Linked DNA regions of Homo sapiens: region 2 is linked to region 1. A link is a contact called in ENCODE Hi-C or POLR2A ChIA-PET data. All regions are on one chromosome and are shown on one strand. The core of a region is the stretch at or near the end of the contact, and the rest is flanking DNA. Distances in the headings are between cores, read along the strand shown. Region 1 has its middle 210 kb from the start of MIR4305. Region 2 overlaps LINC00598 (long intergenic non-protein coding RNA 598).

The links. Hi-C counts contacts between places; a loop is a spot of excess contacts on that map. ChIA-PET counts read pairs that join two places held with the same protein, here RNA polymerase II (POLR2A).
Region 2: a loop to region 1 is called in a map of endothelial cell of umbilical vein, with 2.0 times the contacts of the local background. The contact joins two enhancer-like sites. A Hi-C loop is called at or near these places in 1 of 168 maps with a recorded cell type or tissue (endothelial cell of umbilical vein). POLR2A ChIA-PET finds 5 or more read pairs at or near these places in 1 of 52 experiments (activated T-cell).

The regions. Positions count from the first base shown.
Region 1 is chr13:39,872,125-39,879,575 of GRCh38, reverse strand. No RefSeq gene overlaps it. Among named protein-coding and RNA genes, the nearest start is that of MIR4305, 210 kb to the right of the region's middle. Within about 2 kb of position 4,066, at least 5 of the 41 ENCODE cell types and tissues checked have a DNase peak (open chromatin) inside an H3K27ac peak, as active enhancers do; they include endothelial cell of umbilical vein, where a contact is called at or near this core.
Region 2 is chr13:40,398,078-40,405,528 of GRCh38, reverse strand. The region is part of intron 6 of LINC00598 (long intergenic non-protein coding RNA 598); the gene reads left to right. Among named protein-coding and RNA genes, the nearest start is that of LINC00598, 79 kb to the left of the region's middle. Within about 2 kb of position 2,973, at least 25 of the 41 ENCODE cell types and tissues checked have a DNase peak (open chromatin) inside an H3K27ac peak, as active enhancers do; they include endothelial cell of umbilical vein, where a contact is called at or near this core.

The DNA of each region.
Region 1 (7,451 bases), core at 2,817-5,316:
TGAAAGCAGCTTTCACAATTTGAGACTCTGGGTTTAGCTACAGAAGGGTTCCAGGACTTGAGTCTCATATCTACTCTTATTTGCAGAGAGTCCAGAAATGTGTCGACAGACACAGCTGAACAAAATCTGAATGTCCTTCCAAGAGCTCCCTGCACAAATGTCCTGCACAAATACAAAAAAGCAGAGGGAACTTCTCTAAGAAGATGGCTCAAGAATCCCACAACCACAATTTCCTTGGTCAGGGAAACTGCTCTTTTGTACGAAGCAGTGGGCCAGAAGGTATTTCAGAATCTTTGGAAAGAAAGAAAATCGAGGAACTTGAGTTGCGTATATAAAGTCTTGGGTTTTTAGTCCAGGGTTCTAGAACACCCCGGCAGTTTGTGCTTGTGCTTTGTGCATTAGGGGGAGAAATGAGAGAGTCAGAGATTGCTTTAGTTTGGCAGGTGACATAGCTTGGTGTTGAAGCAAACCCACTTGAGAACTAGGCAATGCAAGTTCAAGTAGTGAAAACTCTTAAACCTAGAAAAAAGGCAATTGTGAATTTTAATCTTGGAACAGGATTTATTTAATAGGATTTACTCAGTTTGTGTACGTGTGTGTGTGTGTCCCAAAGTACAAAGATAATAGAATACTAACCAGAAACACAAATTCAAAAGTTCAAGTTCTGCCATTTACCAGCTACATACCCTTGAAATTTTACTTCATTTTTGCCAGCCTTAGTTTCTTCATCTGTAAATCCAAGATGATGAAAGTACTTACTTCACAGGCTTCTTGTGAGGAGTAAGTGAAGTTAGTGTTTAACACTGTGCCTGGCACTTAGTAAGCATTTCATCTCATTAGATATTACTATTATCGGCTGGGCATGGTGGCTCACGCCTGTAATCCCAGCACTTTGAGAGGCCGAGGTGGGTGGATCACCTGAGGTCCAGAGTTCAAAACCAGCCTGGGCAACATGGTGAAACCCTGTCTCTAACTAAAATACAAAAATTAGCCAGGTATGATAGCTAGCGCATGCTTGTAATCCCAGCTGCTCGTGGCTAAGGCAGGAGAATCACTGGAACCCAGGAGGGTTGCAGTGAGCCAATATCACACCACTGCACTCCAGCCCGGGCAACAGAGCAAGACTCCATCTGAAAAAAAAAAAAAAGAAAGAAAGAAAAAAGAAAAAAAAATATATTGCCATTATCAGCACAGAGCTGCTTCGAATAGTCATACAAATCTAACCTTTAACCAGCCATGACTTGCTGAGTCTTTAAAAAATTAGTCCGTCTTTCCCTCCTTCTCCTCTCTAGCTATTTCCTTTTCTTCTTTTTGCTTTTTCTTTCTTTTTTTTTTTTTTTTGAGATAGAGTTTTGCTCTCGTCACCCAGGCTGGAATGCAATGGCACGATCTCGGCTCACTGCAACCTCTGCCTCCCGGGTTCAAGTGATTCCCCTGCCTCAGCCTCCCAAGTAGCTGGGATTACAAGCACGTGCCACCATGCCCAGCTAATTTTTGTATTTTTAGTAGAGACGGGGTTTCACCATGTTGGCCAGGCTGGTCTTGAACTCCTGGCCTCCAGCTATCCACCCGCCTTGGCATCCCAAAATGCTGGGATTACGGGCATGAGCCACCGCTCCCAGCCCCTAGCTATTTTCTAACATTGAAGAGCTCACCTGGGAGGTCAATAAAGTCTCATTTCAGAGAACAAAAATAAGCGTGTCCCCTCTACTAGGTTCCTTCTTGTGCATTCTCAAAAGACCCTCCCCTACAATCCCACTTGACTTCTCCAGGGATGACCCAAACCCAGCTTGTCAGTTGGTACTACAGGTTCCAATCAAAGAAAAATGTAAAACCTCCTGGGGCAGTTTCCAGAGGGCAGGCAAATCTCTTTGTGTGATTCCCAGCTTTTGTGGTGAGGGGCAGTGAAGACGGCCATCGGGCATGGCAAAGAGGGGAAGGTGGGGAGAAACTCCAAAAGCAGGGTCAGAGACTGGCTTGATGCTGGGCCTGGAACGATGTAATCTGTTCCCGATGTGAGAGAGGCAGGCTGGGTAAGCAAGAGAAAGTGTAAGGTACCATCTGTTCTAGACTTCTGAAGATTTTCATTACATTCAGATCAACTTGATAAGACACCCCAATCTACACCAGCATTTTTCAAATAGGGTTTTCAAGAGCTTTCTGAGGACTGCAGAAAGCAGAGCTGTGGAACTTGGCAGGAGATTTAGCACGACTTCCTGCTGGAGCCAGGTCAGCATCTTCAGCGCCGTTCCCCTGGCGCCTCAGCCCTATACACTATCTGACCTTTCTGCACTTTCTTTCCTCCACGCCCTTCTGTCATCTTATCTCCACTGCACCTCCTTATTGGAAAAGGATTCTTACCTAGGTTGTTACAGGGGCCTATCCTTTAATCAGGATGTTCACAAGGGGTTTCAAAATCACCCTGATGGAACTGAACTATACACCAGGGTGGTTCCTCCCCGACTTCTTTCTTCTCTACCTTTCTTTCTTCCTCCCTTCTTTCTTCCTTCTTTTCTTCCTTTTTCCTCCCTCCTCCCCTTCCTCTTTCCTTCTTTTCCTCCCTCCCTCCCTCCTTCCCTCCCTCCATCCCTTCCTTCCCTCCTTGTGTATTTACTGACTGTCTGCTATATCCCTGGCACTAAGCCTCTGTTAATTACATACACTTAGGCCAGGCTCTTGAATTTGCAGACAACAGCAAATCCCGTTAAGTTGCCAACACTTGAAAGAGAAGAACATTTATAGATGTGTTGAATAAATGCACTCCAACTAATGAGAAAGCTTATAAAATTATTTGGATTCATGTAAGTTTAGATTTAAGGTAGCACAAGAGCAAACAGCAAACCACTGGGAGAGGTGAAATGAGATTGATAGGGAAAAATAGATCAGCAAACCAAATCAGATATATTTGTTAAGCACCTTCCATTCATCCTGACCTGTGCCAGGGACTATGGGAGATGGGAGGAAAGTAGAAAAGATGCTTTGAGGAGGTGTCTTGAGACAGATGTCATTAGGAACCACTGACCAATAACACTATGCGTGGATTCCCCAGGGAATCCATAGGCCTGTGGCTATGAAATGGCCACAACCACAGCAGAAGTTTAGCAGTTGCTTAGGAAGACGTAAATTCCCAGCTGTGACTCACCGTGTGTCAAGGAGGATTTTTCTGACATCAGTTTCCAAGCAGCTCACCCAGACTTTCTTACCCAAGAGGGTACCAGACCATGATGCCACTGGAGTTGCATTTTTTTAATTTATTTATTTTATTTTCCAAAGGGCCATTTGAACCAAGAGTGACCTGTGGCCCCTGGAAACTCTAAGCAGTGGTTTGGCATCTTGAGAATCTGTCATGCTTTGTGGAAGGGTCTAGTCCTGTCTGGAAAACAAAACTGGTGATATTTAATGTGAAAGTGTAATCCTACTGTCTCTCTCCTGATAAATGCTCAAAACTCAAGTATAAAAGCAATGAATTCCCCTTGGATATCTAAATGTAGCACTTAAAATCAATTTGATTTTATCTGAATTCTGTTAACATTGGATTATAGATGCACGGTTGCAGGCTTTGAGTGTTTTCAAGTTCTCGATATTTTAATTTTTTCCATACCCACATTGTTTTAAATGTGAGGCCTAATGTCTTCCAGCCCTAGGCTTGCAAATCCATGTTCATCTCTGTGACTGACCCCATAATATTTACTTATAACGTTCATAAAAATACCCTGCATGCCAAAAGCTGTTAGCTGCAGGAAGATGATAAAATATAAAAATATTTAATCAGCCAGTGGGAATTCCCTTACATGTTAAATCAAAGGCTCTCTCAGAGGACCCACGGTGACCTCGGAAGGCCAGAGGGTTCAGCCGCACTGTGCGGCAGCAGGAGGGAATGCCTGCAGAAAACCCACCCTGTTCAGGGCCCCTTCATGTCCTCCAGAAAACACAGCCCTAAGGAGATGCTCGGCTTCACTGCCAAGGGACTCAGGGGCCGGCATGTGCAGGCTCTGTACGGCTTTTCCACTGAGGTTTGTGTAGCTTGTCCCATCTCTCTCAGGGCTATCTCACCATGTAACATGTGCTCTGTTCCTCTTCCTCCCAACCCCCAGGACTCAGTGTTTCTCAAAAAGGAGCACCACAGAGGCTTTCTAAGGAAGAAGTGCTAGAGAAATCATACAGGGAGTGATGGGGAGGGAAAAATATCCCAGGGAAAGGAGTGCTGGATCCAGCCCTGTCTTTGCTGCCACATGTGTTGAGCAAGTCATTGCACATCTCTGGAAGTTGGATGGATCTGTGGTTTTCAGCCCTAATGGTTCCAAGAGGTATCCCTAGGTTACAGAGAGGATGACAAGGGGCCGCTGGGTTTTTATACTCCTTCCCCCTTGCCCCACTCCTTATGTCAGTCAGCTCAGCAGTAATCAGTTTTTTGTTCTGGATTACACATAACATTTAACTCACAAAAAGTGTCTGCTGTTAAAAAGAAAAGTTTAAAAACCAGTGGAACAACGAAAAAGTCCTATTTAATATAAACATAATTTGAGGCTCAATAATATCCCGGACTCCAATTTCCTGCTCATTGGCAGTCCCTACTAAAAGCTAGTTGAAACTAGTTCTTTACATCCCAGTGCCCACTAAGGAGCCATCAGAGCATAAGCTAGGCCTAGCTGAGGGGTGGGGTTGAGTGGCATAGTTCAAGGATGCTACTCTGCTTTTGCAGAAGAGTATAAAATTACAAAGGCTGCAACTTGAGCCAACTGGCAGAATGCTATTCACCCCTTTTGCATTACTTTCTACTTGAATGGCACCAAAGCAGTGTGCTTGTGTTCCTACTTTCTGGTAACATTTTTAAAAACTAAATCCGGTCTTTGAATTTTGATATAACCATTTCCTTTCCCAGGACTCAGGAAATTCACCAGCATTGTATTGGGACCCATGTGAGTGACAAACACGATGATAACTCAGAACCACTGAGCCTCTCACTGTGGTGCTTTGCTCTTAGGCCAAGTTTGTCCTGAGATGATCCTTCCCAGATGGCTGCTCAGAACTTTATGCAAACTGACTCTTGAAATGTCCACCAAAGGAACTCATCCAAACCCCAGTACTGGATGCCACCAGCCCAGCTACATTAATCATACCTTCCTCTTTTGTGCCAAAGTCCTCATTTTAAGCCAGATGATTTAAAATCATTCCATCACCCCCAAATCATTTTGTCATTCAATTTCCATCTATCATGCTAGATGTCCTAAGTTTTGTCCTTGATTCAATTTTGTGTCAACTCAGTAATATTGAATCAAAATTCTATTACTAATTCAAACCAAAAGTGACAAAAACAGAAAGTTTTACAGGGTAAAGCATAAGAACTTTTCCATTCAGCTGCTTAATATTACCTGTACTCCTAACATCAAAAGACAGTTTTCACTAGCATTTTGTTGTATAGTCTTTCATATCTTCTTGATATATACACAATATTTTTAATAGCAATAAGATCACCAATATATGCAGTTTTGCGCTCTGCTCTTTTGACTTTAAACAAGAGCCTAAATTTATCCAATGTTAACTAATATTCTTCTACAATATAATTTTTAAAGAATAAAAATTAATTCTACAATATAATTCACTACAAAATTAAAACTTTCAATGACTATGTAAGATGCATAATTTATTTAACTCTGTTCTCTACTGTTGCAATGCTTGCTTTTTCAATTTTTTAATATTAAAAATCCCGAGATGAATATACTTATACCATCATTGTAATTTTTATAGTTGAAATTCCAGTATCAAAAGGAATGCTTTTAATAAACATTAAGGAACTTTAATAAATATTGACAAGTTTTCCTGTGGAAAGATGAATACTTCTGCCATCATTTTTGGCTTGTTACTTAGCCAACACTAGGTATTATCATTTTTAACCTTTATATAACTGACAGAGGAGAAATGGTATCTTATTATCGCTTTTAATTTGAACTTCTTTGCATTATATTAAGAATGAATATTGGCCAGGCATGGTGGCTTGTGCCTGTAATTCCAGCACTATGGGAGGCCGAGGTGGGTGGATCACATGAGGTCAGGAGTTTGAGACCAGCCTGGCCAACCTGGTGAAATGCTGTTTCTACTAAAAATACAAAAATTAGCTGGGCGTGGTGGTGGGCAGCTGTAATCCCAGCTACTCAGGAGGCTGAGGCAGGAGAATCACTTGAACCGGGGAGGCAGAGTTTGCAGTGAGCCGAGATCACGCCATTGTACTCCAGCCTGGACAACAGAGTGAGACTCTGTCTCAAAAAAAAAAAAAAAAAAAAAGGAATGAATATGATGTCAAATGTGTATTGGCCATCCATATTTCTTTTTTGAGCGAGCCTATTCATGTCCTTTGCCATTTTCCTTTTGGTATATTCAGCTATCGTTGATTTCCAAGAGCTCATTATATATTAAAGATCTTAACCTTTTATCTGATATGTATGTATACAACAAATATTTTTTTGAATGTTTTAAACCTAAAAATATTGTTTAGGCTATTTATGTTCAAAATGATAAAAACAATTGATTTTAGTGTCATGATTAGAAAATGCTTCCTTATTTCTAGAATCATGTAAATATTGCTTTTCCCCCCTTTGTTTCCATTCCACATTGAAATTATTAATTAATTTGGAATTGATATTGTAATAAGGTATGAGATAGGCTTCTTTCCTCTAATCCAAATATACAGTCTATTGGCAAATCTTTTCGGTTCCTCTTTCACAGCTCCTGCTGTATCTAGTTTTCTCTGCATAAAGTGACTTTAATACAGATATTGGTCTGCTCTCTAAAACTGGGCTCAATGGTAATCTGGCAAAACTTCAGAAACTCAGGGCAATTAGAAAAGTTGAGCCTTCTTATGCTCTTGCAATTAAAAAGTAAATAAATTTTTATTTATTTGACCCATTGTAACATAATAATAGTTCATAGTGTCTAAACTAAATTTTGATTCACTAAGTCCAAAATGTTGGTTCACAGTTGGTTATTAGGAGACAACAATCCTTTGTGAGCGCTCTCTTTTTAGGTCTACAAGTCATTTCTTCATAAACTCTGCAGAGCCTCCACTGTCCAGGCACCTCACTGCTACCTGTGAGCCTCCCTGTGGCTCACACCACGTGGCTACAACTTCCTCCCTAACCAACCATGTCAGTTCCATTGTTCAAACTGCTATAAAATCCTGCTTTTCACCAGAAAGTGTTAAAAGATTGCTTATCTGAAAGCCCAAGGGCATTTCTGACTTCTTCATGAAGTTCTGTATTATTCACCATTGCCACCTCCACCAAATTTCAATCACCTCCAACATATATGGAACCTAAAGGTTTTATCAAAAAAAAACTTAATTTTTATAAAAGTTTTGGGTTAACAGAAAAATTAAGAAGATAGTCCAGAGAACTTCCATTAAAACTTTGTTTTTTTAAGTGAGAATTTCCATAACCCTCTATGTGTTTTACTTT
Region 2 (7,451 bases), core at 1,724-4,223, 530 kb before region 1:
GTTTACAGATCCTGGGTGTGCCACTTTTATTCATTCAACAAATGTTCACTGAGCATGTACTATGCACCAGGCAGCGTACTAGTGCTGGAGACAGGCGGTGAACAACAGTCTTTTTCCCCACAAAGCCTCCTTTCTAGTTTGGAGAGACAGAGAGGGAGCAAATCAATATAAATGTCATTGGTGGTAGGCATTAGGAAGAATGAAGCAGTATAAAGAAATAGGGTAGGGAGTAACCCAGGCAGGGTGCTACTTTGGGAAGAGTGGTTTAAGCACAGCCTGGCCTAGGAGGTGACAGAAGAGACCTGAGTGAAATGAAGGTGCAAGCCAAGAGGATCTTGAGAGAAGAACATTCCAGGCAGATGGACAGGCAAGTGCAGAAAGCCTCAGCTGGGAACATGCTTGGCGTGTCTGTGGGTCAGCCAGGTTTTCCTGGACTGCAGTGGAGTGGGAGAGGGTGACCCAGTAGGAAATGGAGTTTGAGAGGGAGACAGAAGCCAGATCATGTAGCATCCTATTGGCTATAGTGAGGACTTTATATTTCAAATCAATTGGGAAGTCATTGGAGGGTTTTGACTTGAGAAGTGTCACGGTCTTTGCTACATTTTTAAAGGAGTCACTCTGGCTCCTAGGTGAAAAATAGACTGCAAGGGCCAAGAGTGGAAACAACATGGCCAGTAAGGAGGCGGATGCAGCAAGAAACGAAGTCAGGATGGGAGACAAAACTGACTTGGGCCAGGGTGATATTGGTGGAGGTAGGGGAGTGGTGATTCTGCTTGTTACTTGAAGGTAGTGCCCAAATGTGATTGTAGTTAATACCGTGACTTTCTTGTAACATGGTGGTGGCCATGTGTTTTCTCTCACAGCCTCCCCCTGTGGCCTCTTCACTCCCATCCAGGTCGATGCCAACCCAGCTGCCTCTCATCACTTCCACTTGTATTCACAGAGGCATGGGGAACTTCTGGGCCCTGACCTGCAGTCCACCAGCCATGGAGACCCAGGCCATGTCCTCCAATGATCCATCTCGTCGCATCCCATGCCTCCTGGGCACCACTGTTCCTGCTTCATGTTGCAAATGGCAGACTGCCCTGGAAGGTCCCAGCAGCATGCGCTCAGCCGATGGTTTGGGCTCCCCATACCTAACCCAGTGCCTGTAAAGCCCCTGAGACCCCCTTTGAGAGATGTGGGACTTAGGGGGTGGGGATCACATTCCTTGTCCCCAAATTTCTCCCTCTCTCTTTGTCTTCCTTCTTCTCTCCATTCATCAGGAGAATGGGTGAGATGTCTCTCAGGTAGAACTCCGGGAGCAGGTTTGCCAGACTTGCCTTCTGAAATGTTAAAGAAAGGTAGAAAGAGGGATTGAGGAAACCCCTTTCTCTCCTAACAAAGCCTTTCTGCAGGTTTGATAATCCTATTGTAGATGCTCACGTTGAACCTGTACCTTTCTCTTGGTGTTTACTTTCACATCCTAGTACTCCGCCCCCAACACCCCTCCACTCACTAGGAAGAAGGACATTTACAGAGAAGTGCAAAAAACAAAAGCACATAACATACAACATAATTGAACATCATCACTTTCACCAGTTAGGGTAATGTTCACCGTACACGGAGTTGCCTCTGTTGGAGGTGGCTCCAGGGCGGGAAGGGCTCCATTCCTCTGCACGGCGCCAGGCCTATCCCTTTCCCTGATTGTTTGGCTGAGGAAAGTTTGGAAAATCTCCAGAAAACAATTGTTAAAACTAATCTGAAACAGGCTGTAAGTGGCATGGGAGAAGTGCGAGGTGTGGACACGGGCAACCCTGCCATGAGATGGAGGTCTCTGAATGTCGAAAGCGAGTGATCTGCAGATGTACAGTGCCCACGGGGCAGTCAGCCTTTAAGGGCAGTGTGGGAACATGCAAAGAACAGGACCCCAGGCTCCCGTTGCAACCAGGTCAGTCCCTGTTTTCAGCACCACTGGGGCGGCCTCATGGGGAAAGAGGGTACAACGGGGCTGGAAGTGAGTTTAATGGGGCTGCGATTCGGAAGCTGAGGGTTTTAGTCCAGCAACTGCTTAGTTGTTCCCGTACAACTTCATGTTGTTAAACTACAAGGTTCAGTCCTTGATCAGTTAAATAGGAACAATGCTGTAAAACCTCTGTCCAATCTACTTCACAAGCCTCCTGGCAATGCACATAAAAGGGCTGCATACATTCCTAAGCTGGGACCAGGAAGGGTGGGAGGCAGACGTTATCCTGAAGACAGACAGAGAGCTAGTCGTCTACATTTTACCATGTCACCTGCCTGGGAACCCTCCGCACTTGCCTGGGCCTAGGGTCCAATGGGCTTCCTGTCTCTGACCAGAGGTCGGGAAACAGCTCTGTGCGGGAGTTGGCCGATCTGCTGAGTGGGGTCGTCCTGGGGTTGATATTTGTTCTTAGCAACAGGCATTTCAAATGCACAATGCATGATTGTAGCCCTTGGAATGCAGCATTTTTGAGCAGCGAAGTACAGGTTGCCAACTGTAAAATATCACCATGTTCACACTGGTTCTAAAGACAAGCGGAGAGAAGGGAATAATTCTATATTAAGACAAACCTTGCAATCTACCCTCCAGAGCCTTCTGGAAGAAATTAGGATCATTTTAAAAAGGGCTGCATTAACACAGTGGGGCATTCATTCCTTTTATTTTATTCCTTACATATTCACAATTGGAAAATTTTTATCATTCTGGAGTTATTAAGTAGTATGGGGGAAGGATTACTTATTTTTGCATGTATTTTTGAAGGAGGCTTTCCTTATTTCTTTTCATGTTAAAAAATTTACCCTTTCTGAAGCCTTTTTTTTTTTTTTTTTTTTTGGCGTATGTGTGTTTCGCAAAACTTGGCACGAGCATGAGAGGCTGACCTTTAACTTGAGGAGGAGGAGGAAGTGCAGTGAGGGGCAGCTGCGGAGGGCGTGGAGGAGGCAGGATGACTCAGTGTCTCTGTAACGCCCTCCTCTCCCCTCTCGGCCCTGGGCCAAGTGTGTCCAACCAGTGCTGCATCAGAGAAAGAAATCCTGCAGAAGTGACCGCTGTGGTAATGACAGCATAAATAGTTCCTCTTTTGAAGTTTTAATGCTCCTGAAGCTGTGGGAGAAACAGTCAGCTTTCAGATTCCTCCCTCGACTACTGGCAAACCGTGAAGAACTGTGTTTTCTCTCCAAGACACACCAGAGTGGTTATAAGGGCAAAGAATGATTGGACTTTAGAAGCCGAAAAAGGACTAGAGGCAGACAAATGGACAGCATTTCAGGGTGGCCCTGGGTTCACAGTGACCTTGAACCTTCACCTAAGTTTTTGGCAGCTGAGTCTCCATAAGAGGGGACAACTGCATTTACTATCGGAGAACTGCAGTTTCTCTCTCTGGCTGAGTAGAGTTGGTCTCTGTCTATGGGGCATCCTGTGGTCATCTCTCTCTGCAATGCAGGAAGCTCTGTCTGCCTGCCCCCTTTCCTACCTAACTGAAATTGAGGGGTAATTGCCTCCTGCACCCATATTTTCGAAATCTCAACTCACATACACACCATCTTTTGCTCTTGACTTCATAACAGCAATAGTAGAATGTCATTATCTTTGTCAGCAATGGCAAAATCAGCAAAATGAGCACTTACTGTGTATAAGCCTGGTCAAAGATAACAGACGCAGAGAGAGAGAGAGAGAGAGAGAGAGAGAGATTCCTTCAAGGGTCTTACAAGGTATTTGAGGATGAGACCATTATTCTTTCCCCAGCACGACACTAAAACTCTTCTCAACAAAGTTGTAAGTGACCTGCTAATTGCCAATCCCAGCAAACACTTCCCAATACCTTCCTGAAATGGTTGACGTGACCTCATTATTTGAACACCCTTCCCTGAATGGCCAAGACAGCACCCTGCCTTGGCTCTCCTGCTACCTTCTCACACCACACCCTGAGGTCAATTCTTCCTCCATCTGTCCCATAAATGTAGCTGCTGTTTCTCAGGGTTCCACCTTTGGTCTTCTTGTCAGTCCTCAATTTTCTTTTTTCTTAGTTACTTTGCCTAATCCTGGAGGATGTGAATTTACATTTTAACACATTTCCTAGAGGTACTGATATAAATCCCAAGCAGTTTTGAGACTCTCTGGACTTCTTCATCCTTCTAGTTCTTAGCATCTGCATCTATAAAATGGGGATGATAATGGTACTTGTTTCATTGGACTGTTGTTAGGATTCTATGTAAAGCACTTAGAAGAGTGCCTGGCACATAGGCAGTTTTACATAAATATCTGTTGTTAAGTTTGGGCAAAGGCCTAATAGAAAATAAGTTTTTGAAGGAAAGTTGGGGCCTTTTGCAGAGACAGATGGTTCTTTCCCCAAATCTAGTCTCTCCTTCTTCCAGAATCCCCCTGTGGCACCCAGTATCCCTGGCCTCTCCATGCTACAACAGTGGCTATGTTTTTCTTCAGTTCAATATAGCTAGAATTGTGCAGGAAAATTCCTCAAAGTATTTCTCTATTTCATGGTTACCTGCCTCTCTTGGAAAGGTGGGAGAGTGTGAGAAAGGAGGGAGAAGAAAAACTCATATTTACAGAATACCCACTGTGTATTTAGTAGCAAATATTTATTGAGCACCTCTAGTTGTCAGGCCTTTTACACTTCATGTCATTCTTCCAAGAACCTTATGGGGAGGGTATCCTCCTGCTCATATTGTCAGCAAGCACTCTGGTAGGTGCTTATTTATTCCCGCATATGCATTGGAAAGCAGGTTATTTTTTAAGGCTTTACGATGGGTGGTTCTTTCTCAGCATTGTGTGCATTTGATTCACAGTTGGCCGACAGATAATGAAATTCTCCAATGCTCTGATGTAAGTCCTGGAATTATGACTGCGTGTGGGGTTGGACATTGTCTCGAGTTCAGCACCAAATGATGTTTACCTGCTTGTGGATGCAGTAAAGTCTGCCTCCAGTCACAGGCCCCAGTTCTTTCTATACCTGGATCTTGATGTAGAAATATAGAACTTGGAATACTGGCTCAAACTGACATCCATTCTTCATTCATTCATTCATTCATTCATTCAACAAAAACGTAATACGCTCTTGTTTGGCTAAACATTGGAATTGCAGAATCGAAAATCCTTTGCCCCTGCCCTGAAGGAGCTCACATGTTGCATAGCATTCCCAGGATCAGAAGATAGGTCCTGGCTGGTCATGGTGGCTCATGCCTGTAATCCCAGCACTTTGGGAGGCCAAGACCGGTGAATCTTCTGAGGCCAGGGGTTTGAGAGCAGCCTAGGCAACATGGTGAAACAAAAATACAAAAGTTACAAAATACAGAATTAGTCTGGCATGGTGTTGTGTGCCTGTAGTTAGCCGGGCACGGTGGTGTGTGCCTGTAGTCCCAGCTACTTGGGAGGCTGAGGTGGGAGGATCAACTTAGCCCAGGGAGGTGGAGGCTGTAGTGAGTCATGACTGCACCACTGCATTCCAACCTGGGTGACAGGGTGAGACGCTGTCTCAAAAAAAAAAAGGTAGGTCCTCCTCAGCCAGGTCAAAATCAGTTATCAAATACCTGGAACTTTGTTGTGTAACCCGTGGCTTCTGTGCAATTTTGCTTTGTGGTTGTTATTACAAAATTTCCTTCTTTTGCTTTGTATGACATCGGTGCCCTTGAGGAATAAGAGGCTTGAGAGCTGGAACTGTGTCCCCACCAACTGGTGCAGTGTCTGCCACATAACATATTCAATGGCTGCTTGTTGAATTGATGGGTGAGATACAAAGACTATTCATTAATATTAGTATTCATCCTCTGTAGATGCCAAACATGAAGCCCAAAGACATTGACTTGACAGTATATTTGGAATATGCTAGGATTTAGATTTTCTGATTTCTAGAAGTTAATTCTTTATAAAATTATTTATTTATTTAATTTTTGACCTCAGGTGTACAGGGTTGAATTCAACATACTTTTTGGGTCATGAGTCACCAAAATTATCATGCTGTGCATGGCCTGTCTGTTGGTTACATTTTATTTATTTTTTATTTCCTTATTTACTATTCTCTGTCCGCTGACACCCACTCTAATTCATTGTATGAGTCCTTAGATATGTATATTTTTGGAGGCTGTACAGTGTTTGGACTGTGTATGTGTAGTGCTTAATTTCCAAGCATTTTTGGTGCTTAATTTCCAAGCATTCACAGATTTTCTAATTCCTTTCTGTCATTGATTAAAGAATAGACACTGTAAGATTTCAGCCTTTTGAAATATTCCCAGGGCATGGACTAGGATCTATTTTGGTAAGTTTTTCAAGCAAATTTCAAAAGACTGCGTATTATTTAATTTTGGGGTGTAGTAACTAGTGTATCTCAGTTAGGTTAAGTTATTTAATTGTGTGGTTCATATATTTTATATCTTTATTGACTTTATGTCTGCTTTGAGAAATATATTAAATATATTAATGTATTAAAATCCCCCACAAAGATTATGCATTTTTACTTTTTTTAGTTTTGTCTTTTTGTTTTATATGTTTTGAGTCTATGATGTTAAGTGCTTAGAAATTTAAAATTGCTGTATCTTCTTGGTAGAAGCTTTTACACTTATGAAGTGTCTCTATTTCTAGAAGTGCTTCTTGCCTTAAAGTCTACACTATCTAATATTAGTATAGCTACATCAGCTTTCTTTGGGTTAGGATTTGTATGATATATCTTTGTCATCCTTTTACCTTCAACATTTCTATTTCTTTATATTTAAGGTGGGTCTTTTGTCAGCAGTATATAGTTGAGTTTGGCTTGATTTCTCAGTCTTTCAAATGGAGTGTTTAATTGGTTTGCATTTAATGTCATTACAGGTATATTTCAGTTCATCTCTACTAAAAATACAAAAATTAGCCGGGTACGGTGGCGGGCACCTGTAGTCCCATTTACTCAGGAGGCTGAGGCATGAGAGTTGCTTGAACCCAGGAGGCGGAGGTTGCAGTGAGCCAAGAAAATTTCTGCAAACATATTAAGCATAGTTATTTTAAATTCAATGACGGACAACTCCATTGTCTGAATTTCTTCTAGTTATTTCTTTTTTCCCACTTCTTGGCTTCCTAATAAGTATTTTCTTCTCATTTGCCTGGTTATTTAAAGGTGTGTTTGTGTGTGTGTGCTAAAATAGACAAAACAAAATTTGTCGTCTTAACCATTTATGTGTACAATTCGGTGGCATTACTTACATTCAAAATGTTGTGCAACCATCATCAAAACTTTTTCATCACCCAACCAGAAATTCTGCCCCTGTTGAGCAATTACCCTCTGTTCTTGCTTTCCCTTGGCCCCAGGTAACCTCTAATATACTTTCTGTCTCTATGTATTGGCTTATTGTAGATATTTCATATAAGTGGGATCATACAATATTTGTTCTTTTCTGTCTGGCCTATTTCACTTGGAGTAATGTTTACAAGGTTCATCCATGTTGTAGCATGTATCAGAACT